Linked DNA regions of Homo sapiens: region 1 is linked to region 2. Evidence: chromatin loops called from intact Hi-C (ENCODE). Cell type or tissue: mammary epithelial cell. All regions are shown on one strand. Each heading gives the region's core, and the rest is flanking DNA. Links, peaks and the distances in the headings are about the cores only.

Region 1 (11,917 bases), core at 1,586-9,585, 290 kb after region 2:
ACACACACCCCCACCTCTTTTCTATGTTGTCTTCTTTGGAAAGAAGTCACTACGTGTTATCCACACTTGAGGAGTGTGCTATGTTCCCCCTCCTTCAGGGTGGAGAATCTGCATAAATTATTTGGAATTCTCTGCATAAGAAATTTGTGTTTATTTATCCCCCTGTGTTTATTTATTCAATCATTCGTTTATAACAGTATAGACTCATGGATATTTATTTTCACTTTGGGTTTGAATCCAGTATTACTTGATTGTTGCTGACATTCATCCAGCTTTGGCCACTGGGAGCCCTTTCAGTTGACCCCTGTGTTCCTTTGATATACCCTCTTCCCCTCTTCTTTGTGGTTTGTGGGTTCTTTGTTTTTTGTTGTTGTTTTGTGGCTCTTCTTTATGGCACTGAAAGATACTCCAGGCTCATCTTCTACATTTCCTGCCACAATCCTAAAATCAACCATCTCTCTAAGGAGTTCTAAACCAAGATGTGTTCTTTGCTACTGAGGTGTTGCTTCTTTTTTTTTTTTTTTTTTTTTTTTTTTCAGACGGAGTTTCATTCTTGTTGCCCAGGCTGGAGTGCAATGGCGCAATCTCGGCTCACTGCAACCTCCGCCTTCCAGGTTCAAGCAATTCTCCTGCCTTAGCCTCCCGAGTAACTGGGATTACAGACGTGTTCCATGATGCCTGGATAATTTTGTATTTTTAGTAGAGACGGGGTTTCTCCATGTTGGTCTGGCTGGTCTTGAACTCCCAACCTCAGGTGATCCACCCACCTCGTCCTCCCAAAGTGCTGGGATTACAGGCATGAGCCACCGCAACCAGCCTGAGGTGTTGCTACTTTTAGGGCCTTTGACTGATAGAGCAAAGAAATATATGTGTGGATACTAAACCATGCATAGACACATATCTATATTTCCTTCTTTCTTTTGCCTTTCCCAGAATGTCATATAATTAGAATTGTACAATATGTAGCCTTTTCAGAGTGGCTTCTTCCACTTGGCAATATGCATTTAAGATTCGTCCATGTCTTTTTGTTGCTTAAGAACTTTTCATTGCTTCATAAGAAACTGACAAACTGGCTGGGATGGTGGCTTACGCCTGTAATCCCAGCACTTTGGGAGGCCAAGGTGAGCAGATCACTTGAGGTCAGGAGTTCAGGAACAGCCTGGTCAACATGGCAAAATCCCATGTCTACTAAAAATTCAAAAATTAGCCAGAAGTGGTGGTGTATGCCTGTAGTCCCAGCTACTCAGGAGGCCGAGCATGAGAATCACTTGAACACAGGAGGTGGAGGTTGCAGTGAGCCAATGTTGTGCCACCGCACTTCAGCCTGAGGAACAAAGCGACACTCCATCTCAAAAAAATAATTAAAAAAAGAAAAGAAACTGATGAACTGTCCTCTAAATTTGCTGTACCATTTTTGCATTTCCATTATCAATGAATGAGAGTTCCTGTTGCTCTGCATCCTGGTCAGCATTTGATATTATCATTTTCTGGATTTTAGTCATTATAGTAGTGTGTAGTAGTATCACATTGTTGTTTTAATTTGCAATTCCTTAATAACAAATGATATTGAGCATCTCTTCTTTTCTTTTCCTTTATTTTTTTTTTATGTTTTTGAGACGGAGTCTCACTCTGTCACCCAGGCTGGAGTGCATTGGTGCGATCTCAGCTCACTGCAGCCTCCACCTCCTGGGTTCAAGCAATTCTCCTGCCTCAGCCTCCCGAGTAGCAGGAACTATAGGCACAGGTGACCACACCTGGCTAATTTTTGTATTTTCAATAGAGACAGGGTTTCAGCATGTTGGCCAGGCTGGTCTCCATCTCCTGACTTCGAGATCCACCCACTTTGGCCTCCTAAAGTGCTGGGATTATAGGTGTGAGCTACCGTACCCAGCTGAGCATCTTTTCTTTTTTAAAAGAAATTTTAATTTTAGATTCAGGGGGTACATGTGCAGATTTGTTACAAGGGTATACTGTATGATGCTGAGGTTTGGGCTTCTATAAAACCTGTCACCCAGATAGTGAACACAGCACTCAATAGGAAGTTTTTCAGTCTTTGTTCCTCTCCCTCCCACTCTTCCCCCTTTTGGAGTCCCCAGTGTCTGTTGTTCCCATATTTATGTCCGTGTGTTTATTAGCTCCTACTTACAAGTAAGAACATATGATATCTGATTTTATTTCTGTGCTAATTCACTTAGGATAATGGCCTCCAGCTGCATCCATGTTGCTGCAAAGGACACGATTTTGGTTTTTTAAAAATGACTGCGTAGTATTCCATGGTGTAAATGTACCACATTTTCTCTATCCATTCCACCACTGATGGGCCCCTAGGTTGATTCCATGTCTTTGCTGAGTTCTGTGTCTTTGTCAATAGTGTTGCAATAAACATACAAGTGCAGGTGTCTTTTTGGTAGAATGATTTATTTTCTTTTGGGTATATACCCAATAAGGAGATTGCTAGGTCAAATGGTAATTCTGTTTTTAGTTCTTTATGAAATCTCCAAACTGCTTTCCACAGGGACTGAACTAATTTCCAATCCGACCAACAGTATATGAGTGTTCCCTTTTTTCCACAGCTTCGCCAACTTGTTACTTTTTGGCTTTTTAGTAATAACCATTCTGACTGGTGTGAGATGGTTTCTCATTGTGGTTTTGATTTGCATTTAATGATCAATGATGATTAGCTTTTTTTCATATGCTTGTTGGCCTTACGTATGTATTCTTTTGAGAAGTGTCTGTTGACGTCTTTTGCTTACTTTTTAATGGGGTGGTTTTATTCTTGTTGAATTGTTTAAGTTTCTTATAGATACTGGATATTAGTTCTTGTTAGAGGCATAGTTTGCAAATATTTTCTCTCATTCTGTAGGTTGTTCAGCCTGTTGATAGTATCTTTTGCTGTGCAGAAGCTCTTCAGTTTAATTAGGTTCTACTTGTCAATTTTTGCCTTTGTTGCAATTGCTTTTGAAGACTTAATCATAAACTCTTTGCCTAGGCCAATGTCTGAGGGGTATTCCCTCGGTTTTCTTCTAGGATTTTTATAGTGTGAGGTCTTACATTTAAGTCTTTAATCCATCTTGGGGTAATTTTTGTATATGGTGATAAGTAGAGATCCAGTTTCATTCCTCCGCTTATGGCTAGCCAGTTTCCCCAGCAGGGAGTCCTTTCCCCATGGCTTAGTCTTATTGACTTTGTTGAAGATCAGTTGGTTGTTGCTGTGTGGCTTTATTTGTGGGTTTATTTCTTATTCTGTTGGTCTATGTGTCTATTTTTGTACCAGCACCATGCTATTTTGGTTACTGTAGCCTTGTAGTATAGTTTGAAGTCAGGTAATATGTTTGTTCTTTTTGTTTAAGGTTACTTTAGCTATTCATGCTCTTTTGTGGTTCCAGAATTTTAGAATACTTTTTCTTCTAATTCTATGAAAAATGACATTCACAATTTGATAGGAATAGTGTTGAATCTTTAGATTGCTTTGGGCAGTATGGACATTTTAATAATATTGATTCTTCCAATCCATGAGCATGGAATGTTTTTCCATTTGCTTGTGTTGTCCATGATTTCTTTCAGCAGTGTTTTATAGTTCCCTTACAGAGATCTTTCACCTCTTTGGTTAGATATATTAATATTTCTGGGTATTTTATTATCGTGTGTGTGTGTGGCTATTGTTAATGAAATAGCATTCTTCATTTGGCTCTCAGCTTGAATGTTGTTGCTATATAGAAATGCTACTGATTTTTGTATGTTGATTTCATATCCTGAAGCCTTAGTGAAGTTGTTTATCAGGTCTAGGAGCCTTTTGGCAAAGTCTAGGTTTTTCTAAGTGTAGAATTGTGTATCTTTTCATATGTTTATATGCATCTGTTTGTGTTCTTTGGTGAGGTGGTTGTTCAGATCTTTTGCCCATTTTTTTAATTGGTTTTTTAAAAATTGAATTTTAAGAGTTCTTTGTATAACTTTACTTATTTTTCACACCCAAATTTTCTAAGTATTTTGAGAGACCTTAAATGTGATCATCAACTTCTTAACTTCATAGATTTTAAAAGTTAGTTCAGAATAAAGTTTACCCTTCCTCATTAATACACTTAATAATGCTTAGTTTTAACAAATTATATACATACACACACACACACGCATATATATATATACACACACACACACACATACACATACACACACACATACACACAATCACTCCTTAAATGTGCAAGACCGGGACTTGACTTTGAGAAATTTCAATTCAGGAAGGAAAATTCAATGGGAGGTATTATTATAGATTTAATTTGATGGGAAACGAGGCAGAAAATTTCAAGGACATTATCCCCTTTATATTCTCTTCATCCTTTGCTGATTCTGGCTTTAAAAGACTTCAGAAGTCTTCCAGAGACATTTATGCATTTTCTGAAGGAATGGTAAAAATCCTAATTCTGGGTAACTTTGTTTTACTCCAAACTCTTGGTGCTAAGATTCTGTTCCGTAGTTTCTCACCAAAGCATTCTGTCCCCTTCAGATAGTCAAACATATGACAAACAAAAATACCCACACCCTCTTTCCTTTCCTACCTGGTGCTAATTGGAAAGGGTACCTGGTCAGCGCATTTATTTCACTTTCAGTCATGGGGGAGTCTAATTATGTTTGATTTAACCAAATAATACAAAATTCCTCAGTTCTTGCTTATGGATTTGGACTTCAAAGCATCTTGCCTTTACCTCTCAGAAGCTGTTCTCACTTGTTTTTTGTTTTGTTTTGTTTTGTTTTTGAGATGGAGTCTTGCTCTGTCGCCCAGGCTGGAGTGCAGTTGGTGTGATCTCGGCTCACTGCAACCTCCACCTCCTGGGTTGAAGCAATTCTCTTGCCTCAGCCTCCCAAGTAACTGGGATTACAGGCATGCGCCACACGCCGAGCTAATTTTTTGTATTTCTAGTAGAGACAGGGTTTCACCATGTTGGTCAGGCTGGTCTTGAACTCCTGACCTCAAGTGATCCACCCGCCTCGGCCTCCCAAAGTGCTGGGGTTACGGGCGTGAGCCACCGTGCTTGGCCATCTCACTTGTTTTGAATCAGGATGCCTAGGTCAGTGAGAGCCTGTGTGAGCCAAAAACAGCCACGTTCATCTTTGAAAAAACTTAGGCCGACAAATCAAGTTTTTAATTACAGGAAATAATCACCAACTACTGGAGATGCAATTAAAGGCATTTTTCTCTGAGAGTAGCTTGTTTGTCTTTTATATTTTTCCCCAAAGCTCATTATAAAAAATACTATGTTCTTTCATACTTACAGTCTCAACTCTATCACTTCCTGCTGTGAGTATGGAAATGAATTTTGTTGAAATCAAAGAAATTAGTTAATAAGATTTTTTTTAGCCTGTTAGTAGAAGTGGCTTAACGTTTATAAAGAATATTTGCTTTGCTCATAATTTAACTGAATGAGACATCTGACCTCTGCTGTCTATCAAATTCATTACCGCTTTCTGGGACCCATGAACTGCCTTACATTGTACTAGTTGAGAACTGATGAAATAAAACCATAACTCGATTCATCAAACTGTTTAGAATTCAAATGTTGAGACATATCTCACTTAATAACATGAGGGTATTTTGTTTTTCTTTTTAAATTGTTCACTCTGGCCTTTAGTAGCCACCAGGGAGACATGTGAGTTTGGAAGGGCATCTCAGGTCAATCCTAAAAGCCTGCAGAAGAACTGAGCTGGCAGAATATAATCCTGCAGGTTGAAACTTAGCCAGCCTTTGAAATTATTTTCATCGGGAAAGTACTACAGGATTTTTTAAAATGACATAGTAGACACCCTACTCAGAAGCCTACTCCCTAATTTTTTTTTCTAGTTACTCATTTGCCAAGATGACTTGTTTATTTGAAAGTTGTTGTGATGGAAGTTGGATTATGTATATTATGATTGCTTTTCTTCCTGTGTATTATTTTCATTTGAAAATGTCAAAGTATCTCACCATTTTCCTATTTTATAGACTAGTAAACTGAGTTATATGATTTTGGTGAATTTAAGCTTCCAGGGCTAGATCTCCATTTAGCTTTCTCTTCTACTATTTAGCGCAGTCCATACAAAGCTAGCTGCACCAGAGAGCATTTTATCTGAATCCTATTCTTGTTCACCATGCCTTCAGCAAGCACATTTTACAGAGCGTCCACACGCCGGCCAATAGAACTGCAGGTGTGAGCAGTTCCATTAACCTGTCCTCAAGCCTTAGTGGGAGAGATGGCACAGAATTGCTATATAGGATGTGAATGCTCACTCAAGGGACAGAGCATACAAGGAGACCAGAGAAACAGACCATGGGAACACTAGAGGGAACAAAAGGATAAGAGGCAGTTTGGGTCAGGGAAGGCTGAGGCTTGAAGAGTGAGTTGGAGTTTGCCAGACACAGAAGAGACCCTTGGAAGCAAAGAGATCATGGTATGTCCTGTGCAGAGTTTAATGAGCACAGCGTGTGTAGGGGACATGCTTGGACATGAGACAGCTGGGGCTGAATCAATGAAGTACCTGGTTAAGATGTTTGGACTTAATCCTGTAGGCACTGGGAAGCAACTAAAAGGTAAATAGGGAAGTGACATATCAAATTTGCACTTTAGGCAAGTCCAATGAGAAGGGTTTGAGTTCCATCTTATGAAAAGCTGCTTCTAGATGCCCTGCAATTTATACAGCTGCCATATATTAATCTCCTACTGTGTGCCTGGGCATGCCCATACATGTTTTTCTTTACTTTTTACGCTTTTTTCTCTACTGGCTCTTAACCTGCCTCATCCTATGCCAAGTTTATAAACATATTTCAATTTAATATTATAAATAAAATAATAATACAAAGCCATTAAGATGAAGAGATTGCCATTGCTGTTGCATTCAGCAACTGGGAGTCCCTGCAAATTTGGGAAGAGCTGGTTCAGTGGAGGGCACGGGCACTGGGGTGGTGACTGATTGAGAGGTAAGGAAGGGGAAGTGGGAATATAGATGCTCCTTCTGGAAGGTGGACTGTGAAAGGAAGGAGTTAACCAGTGAAGGCTATAAGATGTGTGGGCCCTACAGAGGCCTGAGAGGAGAGACCCTGAAGGCATGGAAACAGTTGGTGGGTGGATTTGCTTTTAATAGGGGAAAGAGGAGGAGAAGGTGGAGGAGGAGGGATGGAAATATTTTTTCCACTGCCAATGATGGAAGATCGCAGTTGGGGCTGAATTGTCCTCATGGAGGAGGAGGAGGAGGAGGAAGTTGTAGAAGGTTTACTGCTTGCCATCGAATTTTCCAACAAAGATCTTCCACTGAAAATGAGAGAAGAGGTTGATGAGGAAGGAGACTGGAAGAGAAGGGACAAGCTTGAGAGAGTTTCCGTGTGGGAAGGAGAGGGGAATGTTGAGAAGGATTGTCACTAGGGCCCTGGCAAGGGTAGGGACCTCTAGTAGGTAGTCTCAGTAATGACCAGCAACACAGTGTGGGAACAGGAAAGGATGCTGGGACCCCCTGGGATTGAGATTGGGCTGTGTGGGGGTGGTAGGAGGGAAGGTAAGTGGTCAGAGGAGCTGAAGGCTTTGAGAAAAGTATGGGCAAGTGCTAGATCATGGCACCCAGTCTTTTTAATAGTAGGCTGAAAGAAGATACAGATGGTCAAAGATTTGGGGATTGTGGGAGCCAACAGGTTGTTATCAAAAGCGAAGAGAATAGAGTTGAAGATTTCAGATGTAGAGCAACAGTTCCGAGTGATACTAAGCTCCAAGGTATGGCAGTTCGTGTGCAGAGGCTAGGCAAGAGTCCTAGGAGATAAGGAGGCCGAAAAACCTGGAGACCAAAGAACCAGGAGGTCAAAGAATCTGGAGGTGCCAAGCCTTGTCCTAAGGGCCCTGAAACCCTCAGGGTGATGGCAAAAATTGGAGGGAAGAGAGAGTGGAAGTAGAACTCCCAAATCTTCAATGAACAGTGGGCTCATTATCTGCATAAGAGTGAGGATTCATGGGAAATGTGCTCCCCAGAAGAAAGCTTCTTACTTGCATTAAAAATATTAAGAGTAACTCTGAAAACATGATTTTAATCACAATTTCTCTCAGTGGATTTTAGGGTTTTGGAAAAGGCCACAAGTGCCCTAAAGTAGAAGTCTATTGAGATAATGAAAGTTTACTGAAAATTGTATCTGCAAACATTACCTGTCATTCATCTCTCAGGTGAGGTTGTATGAGTGTAAAAAAAAAAAAGTTCTTTCTTTTTTGCTAACTTTCACCTTATCACAATAATGCAACAGGAAGAGAGTTTCAACAAAGCATAATATAAACAGATGTCTCTCTTTTTTTTTTTTTTCAGACGGAGTCTTGCTCTGTCACCCAGGCTGGAGTGTAGTGGTGTGATCTCGGCTCACTGCGACCTCCACCCCCAGATTCAAGCGATTCTCCTGCCTCAGCCTCCCAAGTAGCTGGGGTTACAGGTGCCCACCACCATGCCTGGCTAATTTTTGTAATTTTAGTGAGACAGGGTTTCACCATGTTGGCTAGGCTGGTCTCAAACTCCTGACCTCAGGTGCTCCACCTGCCTCGGCCTCCCAAAGTGCTGGGATTACAGGCATGATCCACCGTGCCTGGCCATGAAGTCTCTCTTAAGACCTTTTATTGTGTGGGGCAGGGGGTTGTTTAAAATACATCCAGTGGGAATGGCAAATTGTGCCCTCTTTTCAAAGTTTGTTTTTCCTCCATCATCTATATTTGAGTTGTTCTGTGTGAATAAGTTTTGGAATGCTTCCTCCTTCTTGTTGACCACAGTGGTTGTTGACATAGACAGAGGTTGTTGGGATAGGAAGAGATCCCTGAGGTTGTCTTGTGGACAACAAAGACCCACGATAACTTTTCTTCCCATATAAGCATGGGCTATCCTAGAGCCCAGTCCCCTGTGGGATATGACCAACAATTATCTTAGAAAATTTCACTCAATCGGCTGGGCATGGTGGCTCACGCCTGTAGTCCCAGCACTTTGAGAGGCTGAGGCGGGCGGATCACCTGAGGTCAGGAATTCCAGACCAGCCTGGCCAACATGGTAAAACCCTGTCTCCACTAAAAATACAAAAAAGTAGCCAGGCATGGTGGCAGGTGCCTGAAATCCCAGCTATTAGGGTGGCTGAAGCAAGAGAATCACTTGAACCTGGGAGGCGGAGGTTCTAGTGAGTCAAGATCGCACCATTGCACTCCAGCTTGGGCAACAAGAGTGACACTCCATCTCAGAAAAAGAAAACTTCACTCAATCATTTCACTTCTACCTCTCCCAGTCCTCTTTGGAGCGTGAGGACACTTGTAAGGCAGTCTGTGGGGACAGTAACTTATAGGTTGTGTCCTGTCCGGTAGTGGGCTTTCATCAGAAGTATGCTTTTGGTCACACTACACCATTTTTTTATACCACCATAGAGTTGACAAACAGCATTCACCCATTTCATTTTGCTTTACTACTCCGATGTGGAGAAAAAAAAAATCTAAGGATTACATTTCTCTTGCAGATTTTTTAGATCAATAGCTATTATTTAAATACAGGGAATCCTGAAAGTCTAAGACTAAAAAATTTGGGTTCCTTTTGTATATGTTAAATTCTCCCATATACACATGGGTCTGTAAATAAAAATAAATAGGTGGCCCCTACCCTTGCAGTTGCATAGAGAAACTAGACCCTGAAATAAAATGGAACAACATTGGAGGATTTTTGTTTAGTGGATTAAAAATTCAATAATACTTGAAAACTTTGTCCAGCTCTTCAACAGAGATATTTGGATGAGTTTTCTGGCTTTTCTAATCAGGAAAGGCTTGTTGGAGAATTAAAGGAGATATGATTGAGGAAATAAAACACAATACAAGATTTTTCTGGATTTATTATGAATAAAAAGGGACCCCAGAGGATTAAGTGGATGTAGTTTGCAGTTGAGGTTAAGTGGTCATGGCAGTTTACCGTGGACATTGTTTAACTGATGGAAAACTCCAAAAGACTGACCAAGGAATTGAAGTAGACCAATTTGGACCAATAACTTGGAGCTCAGAATTAACCACTGTATTTCTCTATTCCAAATACCCATTCCTCTTCCCTGGAACCTCAGGCTGGCCACACAAACTTTCTTGAAAATTCTTGGGGTTCTGCCTTTACAGGAAGGCCATTTGCCTCACTCATCAGAAGTATTAGAGGTTTATTCTGCACAACCATGAAGAGGTTAAAGAGAAGGGTAGGGAGGCCATGAGGGTTCTTACATTCCATCTTGAGTCAACCATCTCCTGTTACCCTCTGAAAAGTGGCAGAATTTGTCCCAGACTTTTTTTTGTTGCACTTCATATCTACTATGGAATTACATTTATAGCTAATGCATTAACTCTAAAAATGGAGAAACCCATTGCTCTGCTGTTTTCATGGTAAGGAAAAACTGCTGAGTCATGATTGACATGGGCTGTTTCAAGAGTTTCCACGGAATGAAGGTAAACGCTTAGGATATCGCAGCCTGAGTGAGAGGCACTGCAAAGTGTGGCCGCTACTTGAAGTTCTTCATGGTGAGTGGAGAGGGAATCCTGAGCGCATCCTGGATTAGAAAAAAAAAAGAAGAAAGGTGGCCTGAAATATGATCTGAGTATATCTGGAAATACGCAGACATCTAGTACTTCACTTGCAGCACTCTGTGAACCAGAAGGCCAATTTCTACATGCTACAAGCTGCACTTCAAGATGCACCCAAAATGCATGCTCGGGAAGTTGTTTTTTGTTTTTGTTTTGTTTTGTTTCTGAGACAGACTCTCCCTCTGTCGCCCAGCCAGGAGTACAGTGGCGTAATCTTGGCTGGCTGCAACCTCTGCCTCCTGGGTTCAAGCAGTTATTTTGCCTCAGCCTCCCGAGTAGCTGGGATTATAGGCATGTGCCACCATGCCCGGCTAATTTTGTTGTTGTTGTTGTTTGTTTTGTTTGTTTTTGTTTTTAGTAGAGACAGGATTTCACCACATTGGCCAGCCTGGTCTTGAACTCCTGACCTCAAGTGATCTGCCAGCGTCGGCCTCCCAAAGTGCTGGGATTACAGGCGTGAGCCACCGCGCCTGGCTGGGAAGTCTTTTTTAATGGCAATAACCAAATGAACTCTCTTGACCTTGCTGCCTCTGCAGGCACTGCCCCGCCCCGGCCCTTCCACTCTAGAGGAAAGCACCTGGCATTTAGCATCTTTACACACAGGAAACAACAGATATGCTCAGGGACTTTTCCTCTAGCTTGTAACCAGGGATGGCTGTTGGGCTTGGCAGCCGTCAGGCTGAGAGTGACTCAGCTTAAAAGGTTTCATTGTTGATATCTGCCCTGAGCATTCCCCTTTGGACTTGGAGTTCCAGGATGTCTTGTGTCTGTGCTTCAGCATCTGAAGCCCCTTGTTGCCTGTTCTTAAGGTAGACTGCATTATCAACGGTGTCTTAAATTAATAGCTTCTCTCTACTGACTATTCACTTGTCACAGCTGACATGAAGGTTCTCAGTCCTGAGTGCCTATTAATGAAGCTCACAGATAGAGTGCAGAAACCCTTTGCAAGATCTGTTTTGCCAGCTTGCTGGTGTCCTGGCATGAAGGTCTCCGACCGACGTCTTTGAAATAGTTCCTGGCCGGGTGCGGTGGCTCACGCCTGGAATCCCAGCACTTTGGGAGGCCAAGGCGGGCGGATCACGAGGTCAGGAGATGGAGACCATCCTGGCTAAGACGGGGAAACACCGTCTCTAATAAAAATAGAAAAAATAGCCGGGCGTGGTGGCAGGCGCCTGTAGTCCCAGCTACTGGGGAGGCTGAGGCGAATGGCATGAACCTGGGAGGCGGAGCTTGCAGTGAGCCGAGATAGCGCCACTGCACTCCAGCCTGGGTGACAGAGCGAGACTCCGTCTCAAAAAAAAAAAAAAAAAAAAAAAAAAGAAATAGTTCCTTTCCAC
Region 2 (11,917 bases), core at 1,565-9,564:
AAGCACAATTTTCATTAATTTTTATTTTAATTTCTGAACATTTTTCTATTTCATTGACTCTTCTGGAAAACTCAGCATAATCTAAGTTATATGAAGCATAACTTCCAACAGTTGGAACAGAAACTTCAGATTGCAACAACAAAACATATTGTACCTCAGCTTTGCAGAAATAAGCAACATTTACCATTGAGGAGGAGGAGAAATGTCTTTTCCTCACTCATCCTAGGTACATGGAGGAGGCTTCTATAACAGAAGACAGATGAATAAAAGAAAAAAGCACACAAATGTATTTAATGTAAGTTTTATGTGACGCAGGATACTTCATAAAGAAATGGAGACCCCAACATGTGTAAAACTATGTATTTTTTTATGTTAGCTTTGATAAAGAAGTGGATAGTCATGGAGAAGTATGAGGGACAAAGGGGTATGATCTAATGTTGATAAACTTGGGGAACTTAGCAAGGCCTGTGTGTTCAGATTCTCCTTGGCCTCTCTGTAACATTCCTTCCCTCTGAATATAGAGCAGGTCACCTGTCACATGAGAGTCTTTAAGATGGAGGATCAGAGAGACTTTTTGCTTCTGTGGTTTTCTTAAGTCCTTCGGATTAAAATACTCGATATTCCAAGGTGCCATATTTTGGGGTATCAGTTCCTGTACCCCCATTACTTTTAATTAGGGATTTTTATTTAGGAAGACTATGTGGTATCATAGAAAGACATTTGATGTCAGAACTACCTTCAAATAACTGTAAGTTACTTAACAGAGTAGTTTACATCCCCTTAGTTCTACAGACCTGAGAAGATAAGAGTTTAGGTTTATGGGAGGCTAATTCTACTGCACACACTAGTGACTGCACATTGCTTCATCTTTTTGAGCCTCTTTTCTAGTCAGAAAAAAAGAGGTGACCATTCTTACCTGCTAAGACTTTAGCAAGGATTAAACCAAGAAATGAATGGCAAGTGCCTTGGTCAGATCTAGCACAAAGTACACACCAAAGAACAGTACTATTCTCACATGTCCCACTTAAAGGACATGGCTACAAGCTTTGGGAGAGAGTTGATCCTGTGTCCCCTTTTTTATGGTATCATATTTGATGAAGCTTATGAATGCTAAGGAGTTGGGTGTGTTGCAAAAGTATCTTCATTGGGATTAATTCATTGATTATAAGCAAGGCAGAGAGAGGAGGAGAACTATTTGATTAAATGTATTCTCTTCTAACCTCAAAGGTAAATCATGCAACATATATCCCAACCAAGCAAGGGCTAGAAAAAGCTGCACACACGTTAAGGGATTGGACTTTCAAGTTTCATCTTTCTATTTGTCAGTTCTGCTTAAATCTTTCCCTTTTCTACTTCTTTTCATGAAGGCCTCAAAAATCATTTTTGTCTCTTTTCAGCAAAATAGTATCCTTCACCATTAAATTATTGATGTTAATAATCTTTTTTTAATGAGGTGGATTTTTATTCATGCTCAATCAAAAGAATCCACACCCTTCTCCTAATTCAGTTTCTGTGGGTGCTCCTCCACTCTTCTAATGATTAGTCATATCTTTGGGTGCTGGGAGAGAAAAAGATTTTCTAAAATATATTTTAGGAAAGCATGCACTTTGTTTTTTTCTGATTTTTTTCAAAGTAGGCATATCTGTTTAAAGTACCACTAGCTTTGCAAAAACATTAAATTACTATAGGAAGAGCAAAGAGTCATGAGCAAATAAAAATGTAAGGAACTGTGCTTTAATATTTTTAAATTGCTGCACTATGACATCTCTACAAAGGGTCCTAGTTAAAAAATAACTTGACTTACTGTCTTAGGGGTTGGCAGCCAGAGAGGGAGGAAAGGGCTATAGATTAAGAAAGTGGGTTATAAGAGTATAGAATTTTAGAGGTAGAAAGAACGTTGGAGAACAACCTAATATCCCAAATCCTTCATTTTATGAGCGAGGGAATTGCAGGCAAGTGAGATAAAGTGACAATAGAACTTGGAACCTACCCTTTGAAAATAAAGAGTTACAAGTGACTTTGTCTACACATGCAAAGCCAAGTGTGAAATGGTGCCTTTCTGCTTAAATGACATTTAGAGCCAGGATTGTCAAATTCTGCATCCATGTTGATTGGGTCATCAAACTAGTCGGGTATTTTCCTAATCTCTGCTAAAAGCCATGCTTTGCAAACCCAGTCTGTGGGTCTACAGCAAAATGCAGCTCAGGCCCTGCTCCCATGCAGCCACTTGAACAGCTTTTAGCATTGTACACTCGATTGTTCAGTTTTGTGCTGAGACACCATTTTCTTGCCATCCTGTTTCCATTGACTTCTCAGTTCTTTTTTCACGTAGCCCATCATGTACTGGCTAAGCACTCAGATATGCATAGCCCTGAGTTAAGTGGTTAGTGGGAACACGAAAGTACAAGCCAAGGTCCTGAAGGAGCTTATTCTCTAATTAAGAAATAAATGGATGCATGAAGAAGTGAGATCATAGATCCTGTATCTGCAAGTGTAATATATTCAGTGCTGTGGTTCAGAAAAGGGAGTAATCTCTATACACCGCCCTGGATTTGAACTGGACTGTAAAATGGGGTAGGTTCTAGATATATGTTCATATGTTCAGATATCTACATAGATTCTATATCTAGATATTCATATATCTAGAACGTATCTATCCGCATTTCACGTATATGATATATCAGTATATCACAACCATGACGTACGATATAATTACATGAAGCAGACAGGGAATGGCATTCTAGGGAAGGCGATAACATGCACACATACTTTAAGTTGGTAATAAACACCCCATATCCCAGTGTCAGATAGGAAAATAATCTGTTGGGGGCAGGGGGATTCATGATAGGAAGTAGCTGGTTGGGTGTGTTTTAGGAGAACTTGACTACTAGGCTGAGTACATTATCCCATTAAATATAGCAAGGCTGCTCATTACAAGCCTATGAGTAAGTCAACTTTTCATGGTGGAGAGTAGAGAACATAAATTGTCTTGCAATCCATTAATATTATGACATGATTACCTGGTTGCCCCCCAAAACGCATCATTTTATGGGCTCTCTTCTGGTAAAATTACTTTTCTGACTCTGTAACACCATAAAAGAATACTCCCCAAACCACAAAACTGAGACAACTAGAGTGCTTTGGATTTTGCTACCCATGTAGATTTATAAGTTTTCTTTTTATTGATAATTCATTGTGGAAATTACTTTGGCAAATATGTATTCAGAAGTCCATTCAAAAAGGAAAAACTCACTAAGTGAAGAATCTAAAAAGTTAATACAGCTCACAGAGCAGCCAAGAAATAGAAATAGAAATGGTGAGGCTTGAACTTCTAGCAAAGATATCAGTGTTTCACGTGATGGATCCAGAAGGAGATGCAATCCTTGCCTACCCCATTGCCATCTTTTCAAAGTCAAGAATGAGACCCAAGAGTAACAGGAGAGGGATGGAGGCTGACAAAGGCAAAGCAGCAGAAAGGAATCATTTAGAATATGCTCATGTCCTGATTTGAGGTTGAAGACCCCCCAGGATAAGAAGTGTTCTGCATGAGATATGTTTATTTGGCAAACAAGAAAGGCCAGAACAGGGCCATCATTTCTTTTTTTTTTTTTTTTTTGGAAGCCCTCGTGATGGGATAAGAAGGAACGCATCCCAGCCAAAGGTCTAGAAGGAAGCTTCAAGGTCAGGCCCTGATTTGACACAGGGCCCCTAACACTGTCAAAGTGGCATGCCTGTTGGCCCCTACAAATGCACGAGGAGAGTTTCTGTGTTGTGACAGAGTCACACTATTTATCCTCCTTCACTGAGCTTGCAACTCTAGGAGGGACACAAATGGAGTGTGAGGGTGGCAGGAGGAAGAAAGGCCACCCTTAACCAGCCAGATAAACTGAACCAACACTGCGGGACAATGGAATAAGTGATACCACCGCCAGTTTTACTTTCTTTTTCTTTGCTTATATGTCATTTAAGAGCCACTTGCAGTCACTTGTCCCCATGAACAAAGGTACTCTGATAGCTTCCTTTTTTTTTTTTTTTTTTTTGAGATGGAGTCTTACTCTGTTGCCCAGGCTTGAATGCAGTGGTGAGATCTCGGCTCACTGCAACTTCTGCCTCCCGGATTCAAGCAATTCTCCTGCCTCAGCCTCCCAAGTAGCTGGGATTACAGGCACCAGCCACCACACCCGGCTAATTTTTGTATTTTTAGTAGAGATGGGGTTTCACCATGTTGGCCAGGATGGTCTTGAACTCCTGACCTCAAGTGATCCACCTGCCTCGCCCTCCCAAAGTGCTAGGACTACAGGCGTGAGCCACTGCGCCCAGCCTGATAGCTTCCTTTTTATCCCCACTGGTGTAAGTTGACTAAACAGCAAGTCTTGAGGACTTTCATGGTCTTCTCTCCTCTCTTGTTCTAGGCTATTGCTTAGTCCCCTCATCCTAATCAGGAATAGTCAATACCTTCAGAAGCTCCATGGAAGATATCCAGGAGATTATCCAACTCTTTCAGATTTCCCAGAGTCCAAGAGTTTGGCTCTCCATAGCCCAGCTTTTTTTTTTTTTTTTTTTTGAGACAGAGTCTCATTCTGTTGCCTAGACTGGAGTGCAGTGGCATGATCTCAGCTCACTGCAACCTTCGCCTCCTGGGTTCAAGTGATTCTCCTACCTTAGCCTCCCAAGTAGCTGAAATTACAAGTGCATGCTACCACACCCAGCTAATTTTTGTGTTTTCATCAAAAATACATTTGGATTTTTAGCAGAAAACGGGGTTTCACCATTTTGGCCAGGCTGGTCTTGAACTCCAGACCTCAAGTTATCCACCCACCTCAGCCTCCCAAAGTGCTGGGATTACAGGCATGAGCAACCGCACCCAGTCTGTAGTCCACCTTTTGTAAGAGATGTGAATTGGGATGAGTCTTCCCGGTGTGCCTAAGTCTCAGCTCAGGCTCCTAAACATTCAAGAGAACAGAGAAACTGTCCTGAGGTTACAGGCCTTCGCATTTCTCCTGATGCAGTGGATGGGATAGCAAGTACCAAGGCTTAGCGACTACTCTAGCTTGTGAGCAGATCTGGGGATCCCTAGAGGGAAAGAGGAGAATGTGAATGATTTAGAGTCGTCTTTGGTCTAACCTGGTCATGACTGTGCTGTGTTCCTGACCTGGCTTAGAAAAACCCTCCCATTGACAAGCCTTTCTTGGTTTCTACACCATAAGTTGATGACTATTGAAGCTGAACATGACCTCAATGGTCTTTTAGTTGGCATATTACACTTGGGTTGGGGTGTGGATATGTGGGAGTTTGAGGGATGGGGATTAGGTAGCTGAGGACCAGGGACATCTGATGTAGTGGAAATCTCCTTTGTGCTGATTTTAGGTCTCAGGACAGTCCCACAGCCCAACACCACCTTATCCATGGGACTATCGTGATCGTTGGGTTCTCCGGATGGAGTCCTAACATCGCCCTTTTAAGCAGTTGCCCTTTCTTTCTACTACCCAGGTCAAGCTTTGGAGAAATGGGACAGAAAGTCAAGGAGAGTTTTAACTTTAAACTCAGCAGCCTTTTTTGAAGGTGTCGCTGTGGAAGCCAAGATCATGTCTGGGATTGACCCTAAGGTTGATGGAAGGTTTCTGAGCATAGTTCAGCATCATCCCACCAGGGGGCAGTAGGAAGCTGTGTGCACAAACCATTTCATCTTGACCAAAGTCAAATCCGAACCATACAACTTTTCTGTCCTTGAACCGGAGCTTCATTAAAACCCTTGGGCAACATTTCAAACTTTAAAACTGTAGAAACTTTTAGTGAATATGGAAGCATTGTTAAGCGTAGGTTGGATTTTCTCTTCATAACCAATACAGGATTCAATTTTGCTGGGAGCATGTCATCATTTATTTTCTTGTCTGAAATGGCTGTTTTTCACTGGTTTCAAGATCTGAAATATGAATGCATTATTTACAATTATGTAATACCCTTACCCTGAGCTGTAAAATAAAAATTAAAAAAACTTGCTTTTCCGTGTCTTTTAAAGTGTTGCCTCCAATCCATGTTATTAAAATTTAAAAGAGCCCAAGAGCAGCATTGGTAATAGCAGAGAACAGATTCACACTCAGATTCATTTTTGTTTAGCACTTGCCGTGTGCCAAGCATTGCCCTGGGAACTAGGAGTACAGGGGTGGCTCTGTTCCTCGGGGAGATCATGGTCTCCTGGAAGATCCTACAAAATAACAGAAGACCAAGTCCCCTGTGCTCTGGAGTAATTAGAATGCTGCTCTTAGCTTTTAGGCAAAAAGCTAATCAAATTGGTAAATGGGAAAAAGAAACACAATAGAATCCTTTCTGGAAAAACCACTGCTTAGGAAACCTGACATGTTCATAATTGCAGGATTTGGGGTAAAAACCCCTCAAAGCAAATTTCCTACTTTATCAATTCCATTACAGCCAATTATGGCCTGTGTGTGTGTGTGTGTGTGTGTGTGTGTGTGAGTGTGTGTGTTGTGTCTATATATAACGAAATTAGGGCAAATGGCTTCCTCATTATTAAGAGAGCATTTTTCCTTCCTACTTGAGTTTTCATTATTTCCTAAGTAATATTTTCTCAGTGCAATTTTGCAAATGTAAGATACCCGGGAATAGATACAGGTTGAAGCGGCAATCCAGGGACTGTCTCATAAAAGCATTGAGAAGTTTGGAAGCACATTAAGTTTTTAGATTGAAACAGCAATAAAATAATGTCACTGTGTTATGAACCAGGTGCTGCCTGCCTGCCTGATGTGTCTTGATTCTAATTAGTTAAACAGTAAAAATGGAGCCCTTATTTTTTTGGCAAGGTTAAGCGTATGGCTGAACATGCTCAGCACAGGACAGTGATTTGCAAACTCTGAATCCTGGTCCCCAGTCTATTCTTGACTTTGGGAAAGTCACTTCGCCTCTTGTTTCTTATTTCTCTTGAGTAAAATGGAAGCCATGAAACAGTCCATCTCACTGGGGTACCGTGATGAATGTCACAGATGATGGAAATATGCTTTGCAAATTCAAACTGGGGTTGAAATGTTGGTGCTAGCCCATAGCAAAGAGGTATGTGTCTGGTTTCATAGAGAAGCAACTCCCCTGCCTCCCTTTTTTGCCCACTTCTAGCCTCTGCATATGCCTAGAAGCACCAAGATCATTATTCAGCCATTTTTGCCCTTAAACAAACCAAATGCAGTCATTTCAAAGATATTCAGAAAGCATCTTGCCTTTATGCTCTTCAGGAAGCAGGAACCATGAAAATCAAGTTATTGTAGTTGTGCTTATGCGCCTTCTTGCCTCGGATTGACAGGGAAGGTATTGCATTTGGGGACCATAACCGCAAAATGGATTTATGATATAGGAAGGAGACAATTTCTCCATGTGGAAAGGGGAGCACTGGGCCGGTAATTCCTTGTGGTGAGTTTTTCTTCCCTAGACAGCAAACACAACGGCAGAAACTGTTATTTTCTTTTTTACTGTGTATCCAACACCTGTCACAGTGCCTGGTACACCGTAGCCCTACAGTAAATGTTCGCTGAAAGAATGTTGAGAAAAAAAATCCACTGTTTCACTTGAAACTGCTAATTGTCATACCAAAGTACTTGAAAACTGCATTTTCCATGAAGATCCTAAGTCATAAAACAACCATGAAATAATTGGAACTAATACTAATCCATTCATGTCTAAATTTATGTACAAAATTATAAAATTTTAATATATTTTAAAAGGCTTTTTTAAAAATGAACTTTAACTTTGATCTTTATTGTTTTTAGTAGATTTTTCTATAAGCCTGAATTCCCACAGTTCAAAAGAATGAAGAGAGATGCTAGTTTACCCTTGTATTGCGGAAACTCCAACAATACTTAACTAGCTCACAGGGGAAAATGGGATTTCAGTCACATGGTTTTTATTCTTATTTACTCCTGAGCATCCCAGTATTTTAAAATGTAAAGGCATAAAGAGGAGATACAAATGCCTTCAAAACTCACTGTTACTTCTTAGAAGCCCAGGATGACTTGAGAATTGAAAAACAGCACAGCTTCATGGTCTAACCTGTTTCGAAGGTGATTCCCAAGTCTCTTCTATGAATGCTTTGTACTGGGATTTCAACTGTTTGTGCTTTTAGTGTTTCTTAAGGAAGAAGCAGCCACATTTCATGATTCCTACCAACTTGCAGGAAGTTCTACTGTGAAAGAAGGATAAAAGAACTTAGTATTATTTTCAGGAGAAGGGTTACATTTTCCCACATTATCACATGTCCCCCCAAAAAGTATCATTGAAGGGAAAATTGAGGACTTCTTAAAAGAAAATAGAGTTTAAGGCCACTATGAAAAGAAATGCTTTAATTTTTTAATTGCTTGGGTCCATGTTCAATAAAGAGCTTCGCTAATCATTTTTCCTAATTACTTTGGCTAACTCACATTTGATGGGAAAAATATATATTGTGGAAACTGCAGTGAAATGTAAGTTGTTCTCCCATGTAATTAGTTTGTTCTGGGAGCTTATTTTTATTACAAAAATAATTTGTGGTAGGTAGCTATAGGAAGACGCTCAGGCTGGAAGGTTTCAGGATAATATTTTCTATGTGAAACCTTCTCTACCATGAGAAGTCATTTTATTCCTTGGAATTCAAACATATACTTTACATCTAATTCTAGATAGAGAGATGTAACAGACCTGGGCCTTTCACTGTCTGGCAGCATTTTGGTGGCCTTCTATCCATGGAGGGAATTAAAGGCTTCAGGCATCAGGGCCCTGTATATTCTTTCAGAGAACCTATCTCTGGGGCCCTGTTTCCCTTTCTTACTTGTGTCTCCCTCTCAGTGCCAGTTCAGTTATATGGGAGGTGTAGGGAATGGTGGAGGTTGGAAGAAGGGCACAGCCATGCCTATACCTGGAGTGATTTCTCCAGGGAACATTGACTGGTTTTGTTCATGGCTCCCTGAAGCCAGGAGGTATGGAGAAGGGGGCTTTCTTTTTTTTTTTCCCCCCAAAACTAATCTAACTGCCTGTTCTCTGAATCCCATTTATACCAACTCCCCAGGAATGTCCTCTCAACTATTTTCAATTTTACCCTCCGTTTGGCTCTTTCTCCTTTGCTTTCAAACATTAGTAAATTCACTTATATTTTTAAAAAGAAGAAAAAGAAAAAAAAAGACTTAACCTTAGCAAAGTCTTCAAACAAATATCCTTTACCTGGTGCCTTTATTTCTTTGTGTTCTCCTTCCTGACTTTTATGTACTTTGCAGTCTGGCCCCATCCTAAAATATCTTTATTGTTAAGATTTTAACTCAATAAAAATCAAACCTCAATGCAGAAAAGGACCCCAAGAGGTTGTCTGGTCTGCATCCAAATCTTCAGGCATCAGTGGCCATGCACTTGCCCCAAGAGAACAAATTTCCAGGACCCTGTTTCTCGTTCCTGCCTCTCTCTTGCTCTCAATGCTAATTCAAATACATGGGAGGCCAATGGAGAGCAAGCATTGCCCGACCTGGGGTGATTCCCCAATCTGCAGACAAGGCACAGGGGCCAACAGCCAGAGGACACTGTGTACTTCGATAAATCTTTTGGTGTTTTCTCATGCTCACCAATCTTTCTACCATGTTTGATACAGTTAAAAAGGCCAGTTCAATTTCCATGACACTATATTCTGAATTTCATTCTGAACAACAGGGGAGAATTAGTTGGGGAAACTGGGCACTTACAAAAGGTCTTACTGATTCTCTGGCTCAACAGAGAATTCTCATAAGCAGAGGGCCTTTGCATTGCATTGAAAATACTTTGATTCTGTGAGCAAAAACACAAGCATGGTTCGTATTGAGCATGGTTACTGATTTAAAAGCAATTCAAAGCTGAGTGTACACTCCAGATTTAATGTTTGGCTATGGTTTTTATTTAGAAATATTTCAAGACAGAAAGAAGGCATTGTAAAAGTTACAGCACAACAGATGGTATATTTGGATATATATTCAAATATGCAGACTAGATCTCTATCATTGGGATCGCTTTATATTAATATTTCTGAAAATAACTATCACTAAAAATAGCCATATACAGTTTTTTTCTGCTTTTCTTCTGGGCACTGTTACACAATTTATAAGAAAACAACTGCATTGCCTTTTAAAATCAGAATACAAATAAAGCGGTTTGCATGGTTGTATGTATATTTGGTGTTGCTGTTGGTTGCTTTGTTTAGTCTGTTGGTTGATTTGAATTAGGAAGATTCAAAAGAACAGGGTGAAACCTGTGTGTTTGCCCCAGGGAGGGTGCCTCATTGCAAGAATCAGGACCTGGGATAGGAGACAGAGAACTCACTGACTCTTGAGTAGCTGGAGGCAGTGTTGGACCCTGGCAGCACCAAGTAGGCACTGACAATTAAGGAGCAGGAGCAATGTGGCCAGGGAACCACCACTGCCATCTCTTGCCACAAGCCACTCTCACACTGCTGCCACTGCTACTTCTACCCTTCGCGTCATCTTGAGTCCTTCCCTCAGGGTTTAGAGTAGAGCCCACATCACCTACCTGGACACTGGTGGCCAGGGATGGTGCAGAGATGGGGAAGGCGGAGGGAAACGTCTGAGAAGGGTCTTACCCTTTCCACTTAGATTAAGGGATGAGGGGGTAGATTCGCTGACATGGCAGAGAATTTCCCAATAATGCGAAGGAGTTTTGAATGGTGGACTCTCCCGCAATATTCAGTATAGAAGGGGAAATGTATTAGAACACTCTGACTAATAAAAATATCATGTGCCCTCTATTGATTTATTAAGATTACTATAGTGATCCCTCCCAAGTGATTCCAGCATTTTGGGAGGCCAAGGCGAGAGGATCGCTTGAGCCCAGGAATTTGAGACCAGACTAGACAACATAGCAAGGCCCTGTCTCTACTAAAAATTAAAAAAAATAATAATAACTGGGGATGTTGGCACAAGTCTGTAGTCCCAGCTACTCAGGAGGCTGAGTGGGAGGATCACTTGAGCCCAGGAGTTTGAGCTTACAGTGAGCTGTGATTGCACCACTGCAGTCCAGCCTGGGTGATAGAGTAAGACCCTATCTAACAAACAAGCAAATGATTACAGTAAACCTCATAAAAGTGTTGGAAGCATGGTTCATATATTATCATAATTTCTAGCATTGTATACTTTTAAAATCCAACTCAGTAAAAGTATACCTTTATATAACTAGCGATATGGTTTGGTTGTGTCCCCACCCAAATCTCATCTTGAATTATAGTTCTCATAATCCCCACGTGTCGTAGGAGGAAGCAGTGGGAGGTAATTGAATCATGGGGGGCAGTTACCCTCATGCTGTTCTAGTAATAGTGAGTGATTTATCACAAGATCTGATGTTTTTATAAGGGGTTTTTCCCCATTTTGCTCGGCACTTCTCCTTGCTGCCACCATGTGAAGAAGGACAGGTTTGCTTCGCCTTCTGCCATAATTGTAAGTTTCCTGAGGCTTCTCCAGCCCTGCGGAAACGTGAGTCAATTAAACCTCTTTCCTTTATAAATTACCCAGTCTCTCGTATGTCCTTATAGCAGTATGAGAACAGACTAATGCAATTAACATCGGGCATTGAGTAACACAATGTGTATCTTGTAGGTCTGATGTCATTTCTGTGCCATGCAGTATCCTGGGGCACAAGTGGTGATCTGAACAGTCATGGAAATCCAACTGGCTTTTCAACTGTACCAAACACGCTGGAAAGATTGATGAGCATGAGAAAACACTGTCAGATTTATTCAAGTACACAGCTTCCTCTGGCTGTTGGATGCCGTGCCTTGTCTACAAATTGGGGCTTCACCCCAGGTCGAGCACTGCTCGCCCTCCGTGGGCCTCCTGTGTGTTCAAATGGGCACTGAGGGCAAGTGAGAGGCAGGAAAAAGAAACAGCATTCTGGAAATTGGTTATGTGGGGGA

The links. Peaks named below come from ENCODE experiments on the same cell type or tissue, not always from the same donor. Only the 100,000 strongest peaks of a DNase experiment are listed, where the experiment ranks them.
Region 1: a loop joins it to region 2, with 5 times the contacts of the local background. A loop is called at or near these places in 4 of 110 quality-filtered maps.

Annotation. Positions count from the first base shown.
Region 1 is chr10:24,282,315-24,294,231 of GRCh38, forward strand. All of the region lies in intron 2 of KIAA1217, which reads left to right. Among named protein-coding and RNA genes, the nearest start is that of MIR603, 13 kb to the left of the region's middle. RefSeq lists an enhancer at 10,058-11,257. In mammary epithelial cell, for the core only: a CTCF peak has its summit at 5,464; no DNase peak of the experiment used is centred there; H3K27ac peaks cover 627 bases.
Region 2 is chr10:23,989,010-24,000,926 of GRCh38, forward strand. It overlaps a transcript of KIAA1217 not described here. Among named protein-coding and RNA genes, the nearest start is that of KIAA1217, 210 kb to the right of the region's middle. In mammary epithelial cell, for the core only: a CTCF peak has its summit at 5,652 (motif pointing right); no DNase peak of the experiment used is centred there.